Linked DNA regions of Homo sapiens: region 1 is linked to region 2. A link is an interaction called in ENCODE POLR2A ChIA-PET data of the cell type or tissue named here. Cell type or tissue: Panc1. All regions are shown on one strand. Region 1 overlaps FLAD1 (flavin adenine dinucleotide synthetase 1). Region 2 overlaps KCNN3 (potassium calcium-activated channel subfamily N member 3).

Region 1 (2,500 bases), 170 kb before region 2:
AATGCCTGGGAAGAGGTAGACGTTTCGGACGGAGACCAGAGGGAATCTGAAAGGTTGACCAGTGCAAGGATCTGTGCCATAATGCAGGCGGGCAGAGGAGGGCACCAATGATAGCTTCTCCCAGCCTTCCCCTCCTAGGGCTTTGGTGGCTGCTTCCAACTTGGGGTGTGGCTTCAGCTCATCTCCAAAGGCCTGTGCCACTGCCTCAAAGGTCACATCATCATGAGTGGGGCCGATGCCCCCTGCTGTGAGGACATGGGTGAAGCGGTTGGAGAAAGAAGTGACCTCAGCTGCAATGGTGGCTACCTCATCAGGTACAACTGAGACTCGGCAAACCTGGACCCCTAGGGAGCGCAGTGTCCGGCACAGAAAGAAGGTGTTGGTGTCCTGAGTGTGTCCCTGGGGGTTGAAGGGGAAGATGAGGCCATCAGTACTGTAGGGATGAAGGGGAGGGGTTGAAGATGATGGCTGCATCCACCTGATGATGCAGTGCTCTGCTCTTTGAAGGACACCACCTCAGGCTGCTGAGGGGCCTGGACTGGACACAAGAGTGGGAAAATCCATTTGTTTGGTTTTAAAGCTGGGTCTCTGTCACCCAGGCTGGAGTATAGTGGCTCAGTCACAGTTCACTGCAGCCTCAACCTCCTGGCTTCAAGGGCCACCCCAGCCTTCCGAGTAGCTGGGACTACAGGCGCGTGCCACCACATTCAGCTCATTTTAAATTTTTTTTGTAGAAATGGGGTCTTGCCATGTTGCCCAGGCTGGTGTTGAATTCCTGGTCTCAAGTGATCCTCCTGCCTCAGCCTCCCAAAGTGCTGGAATTATAGGTGTGAGCCACCACGCCTGGCCTGCTTTCTTCTTTCTGTCCCCACTGCCACCAAGCAGGTCCTTAGCACCTTTCACCTGGACAATGGCGACAGCTTCCTGGCCAGGCTCCCAGCCTCCAGCCACAGTGCTCTGATGTCTCCGGAGTAACCGTTTTAATGCGTCACTGTGATTGCATCACTCTTGGACTCAAAAGCCATTTGTTGTTTCCAACTGTATACAGAAGAAAGTTCAAATTCCTTTGCAGAGTATTTGGGGCTGTCTGTGGCGTATACCCTATCTTCTTTTCCAGCCCCATCTCCCTCTAATTGTCTACAAAGGGTTTAGTGGTTAAGGGTCTGTGTTCTGATGGCCGGGCATGGTGGCTCATGCCTGTAATTCCAGCCCTTTGGGAGGTGGAGTGGGGTGGCTCGCTTGAGCTCAGAAGTTCGAGACCAACCGGCACAGTATGGTAAAACCCCATCTCTACAAAAAAATACAAAAATTAGCGGGGCGTGGTGGCGCATGCCTGTAGTCCCAGCTACTTGGGAGGCTGAAGTGGGTGGGCTGCTTGAGCCTGGGAGGCAGAGACTGCAGTGAGCCGAGATCATGCCACTGTACTCCAGCCTGGGTGACAGGGACCCTGTCACCAAAGGAAAAAAAAAAAAGGGTCTGTGTTTTGGAGTAAGGGAGCATCAGGCATTAGGCTGGAATCCCATCTCTACAACTTCCTAGGTATGTAACCCTGGGCAGGTTTCTCAACCTCTCTGACCCCCAGTTTCATCAATTGGGATTTTTTGCCGACCAGGTGTGGTGGCTCACGCCTGTAATCCCAGCATTTTTGGAGGCTGAGGTGGGAGGATTGCTTGAGCCTAGGAGTTTGAGACCAGCCTGGGCAACATGGTGAAACCCTGTCTCTACAAAAAAATACAAAAAATTAGCTCTAGCCTAGGCGACAGTGAGACTTTGTCTCAAAAAAAAAAAAAAAAAAAAAAGGGTGGGGGGCTGGGCAAGGTTGCTCATGCCTGTAATCCCATCACTTTGGGAGGCTGATGTGGGAGAATTGCTTGAGGCTGGCCTGTTTAACATAGCGAGAACCCCGTTTATAAAACAAATGCACACAGAAAAATAAAATTTTAAAGAAGAAAAAAAGTGCCAACTTCGTGGGATTTTTGTGTGGGGTTGTTGTGAAGATTAGTAAAATCACATATATGTGATGTATAGGACACTACCAGACTCTAGTAGGCACTTAAAATATAGGGGTCACCAGCCTGGCCAAAATGGTGAAACTCTGTCTCTACTAAAAATACAAAAAATTAGCCAGTCGTGGTGGCGGGCGCCTGTAGTCCCAGCTACTCGGGAGGCTGAGGCAGGAGAATGGCGTGAACCCGGGAGGCGGAGCTTGCAGTGAGCCGAGACCGCGCCACTGCACTCCAGCCTGGGTGACAGAGCGAGACTCCGTCTCAAAACAAACAAACAAAAACCCCACAAAAATTAGCCAGGCGTGGTGGCGGGTGCCTGTAATCTCAGCTACTCGGGAGACTGAGGTGAGATAATTGCCTGAACCTAGGAGGCAGAGGTTGCAGTGAGCTGAGATTGCGCCATTTGCGCTCCAGCGTGAGCAGCAGGAGCGAAACTCCGTCACACACACACACACACACACACACACACACACACACAGCCGGGCGCAGTGGCT
Region 2 (2,500 bases):
GCACTGCTGTGGACCTGAGAAGTTCTAAACTATCCAGATGTTTTTCCTCATGTGCATGTGAATCTGGAAACCATCCCGGTCCTTTGGCTGGAGGAGCACAGATAGATTCACATCTGGGCAGCAGGCGAGAGATTGACGAAGACCAGAGCTCAGAGTCAGAAAAACTGGGGTCAAGTCTCGGCCATGACCTTTTTTCTTGGTGTGTCTTTGGCCAGCCCTGTGACCTTCCTGGGTCTCGATCTTCTCATCTAGAACATGGGGCCTTTATTCCAGCTCTGCTGAGCTGTTGTGAGGATGGGATGAGGAGCGCATGGGAGAGTGCTTTGTGAAGCGCTATTTAACAACACCGTTCAAATCCAGTCCCATTTGTTACTCGGCATTTTCAGGGTGGAGCAGCAGTGCGGACGCAGGTGGGAGTGCCTCCTCCTCTTAGAGAGCCTTGGCTTTTTGTCTGAAGGTCAGGGGCCACTGTGGCTGGCTGGGACATGGAAGCCTTGGCTCCAGGCCACCTTGGCAGGGCTGCATTCTGTCAATGACTAGAGGATACTGACCTGGATGCTGGGACTCTTCAGCCTCTAAAGGGTTGCAGATGCTTGGACAGGGGCTGTGCCTGTGCCAGATGCCACCAGGCAGCTTCCTTCATGGAGTCTGAATTGGACAGAGTGGTGGACTTTAACTCAGACCATTGTCCAGTCAGCCCCAGAAAGGAGCCAGGAGTACAGGCAGGGAGGACTAGGGCCACGGAATCGAGACAGGACAGAAGTTGACAGTCTGGGCTCCGGGCCTGGTTCCACCCCACCCAAAGCCAGCCGCGGGATCCAGGCAGTCCCTCAGTGTTCATGTTCTCATCTGTAGGGAGACTGTATTACTATGTGTCACCCTGACCTGTGTGGGGAGGTGTCACACACAACAAAGAAAAAAGGCAGAACCATAAAACTCAGTTATGACCCAGGCTTGAGGAAGGGGAAGAAGAGGAGCTGTTCTCAGCCTCAACCCCACACTTTGGTGGTGCTAGGCCTGATTACTTCCTCTTTCTGCTCCAGGCATTGGGGTGGGTAGAGCCAGGTGTCCCTCCCTCTGATGCTCCTGAGGTCCTTGTTCCCAGTCCAGGGCCTGCAGCCCTAGCTCTCAGCCTGTTCTGGTCCAGCTGCAGCTTGACTCAGTTCCGGCCTGGTGGCAGGGTCATGTTGCTGACAGCCCAGAACCTGGCTGGGTACCCATTGTCCCATGTCCAGCTCATGGCCAATCTCTGTTTCAGCCCTAATCATGGGCAGTAGATGATGCTATTGGGGGTCATTCATTTTGGCCTGACACAATTTGGAGAAACAAAGTGAAATCAGTTGTGTTGAATCCTGACTCTGGGGCTCAGTTTCCCCATCTGAAGTATGGGAACCACATCACCCACTTTGCTGAACTCTTGCAGGGGTTGGAAACAGTGTAGAGTACAGAGTGGGCTTTCACAGAATGGAAACTTTGGTCCCTTTCCTGTGACCTTTGTCCCACTGCTTCTAGCTGGGCCTTGCACTTACCAGCTGGGTCCACCAGGTGGTCACTATCACGACTGCCTGGTACTGGCAGGTGGCTGGGCTTCCTCCTGCTCTGGCCCAGCCCTGCCTGTACCCTGAGCTCCCACCACCCAGCCCCTTATCCTCCCTGCAGCCTCCGTCACTTGAGGAAAGTCACCAAAACCGGCTTCCTCTGTGCCTCTTACCTTTCCAGTAAAGTTCTTTCTGTGCCCAGCTAGACCTTCTCTTGCCAGAGGGAAATGGGAACAGTTTGGGCCCAGAGAGTCAGTGGGAGGGAGGTTCCTACGGAGCGCCCTTGTATATACCGCACTGGGCCATATTGTAGTTTTCTGTTGGGTGTCTTTCTTCCCTACCTCAGGGACAGTTATCTTTGCATTAATCTTTGCATGTCCAGAGACTTATAGTGTCTGACAGTATACTCTTCTCGGCAGAGTATAGCACGTTTGTAGCACGTTCTTTGAATGGAAAGCATGCTGAGTTCAAGGTAACTCTTTTCCAAAGCTGGTCGTACCTTGACTTAGCTTTTTGGTCTCGGGCCTCAGTTTCCTCATCTATTACTTAGCCCCCCAATCTTGTAATTCTCTGATTTAGATCTGGCTGCTCAGCCAGCTGCGGAACCTGCTTCCTGCGAGTGGAGGAAGGAGTTATCCCAAGTGTGACTGATGAAGTTATGCAGAGGGGAGTGCTTAGCAAGCACCCTTCCACAGGCAAAGGCCAGCTGCTGCTCACCTGTTGCGAAGCAGGCAGGGCAGGGGGTGGCTGCCGCATCTCCCCTTTGGGTGATGTCAGGACCTTTGCTAGGAATCTGCTCACAGCTTTCCTCATCCACAGTGGTTCCTGATCACCTAGCTAAATTTTAGCAGGGACCAGATGATCATGTCCCCGTCTTCCCCAGCCTTGCCCCAGAAGCTCACACCCAGGACCCAGGCCCTGCCCAGCACACATGTGAGGCTGGGGGAGTACCTTTTAGAACA

Evidence for each region. Peaks named below come from ENCODE experiments on the same cell type or tissue, not always from the same donor. Only the 100,000 strongest peaks of a DNase experiment are listed, where the experiment ranks them.
Region 1: POLR2A ChIA-PET joins it to region 2 with 6 read pairs; 3 of 35 experiments call an interaction of 5 or more read pairs at or near these places.

The regions. Positions count from the first base shown.
Region 1 is chr1:154,986,004-154,988,503 of GRCh38, reverse strand. It overlaps FLAD1 (flavin adenine dinucleotide synthetase 1), which reads right to left. Exons shown (of 7, transcript NM_025207.5): 2 at 1-399. Among named protein-coding and RNA genes, the nearest start is that of FLAD1, 3.9 kb to the right of the region's middle. RefSeq lists an enhancer at 2,203-2,500. In Panc1, no CTCF peak of the experiment used is centred here; no DNase peak of the experiment used is centred here.
Region 2 is chr1:154,818,852-154,821,351 of GRCh38, reverse strand. All of the region lies in intron 2 of KCNN3 (potassium calcium-activated channel subfamily N member 3), which reads left to right. Among named protein-coding and RNA genes, the nearest start is that of KCNN3, 50 kb to the left of the region's middle. In Panc1, no CTCF peak of the experiment used is centred here; a DNase peak (open chromatin) is centred at 1,511.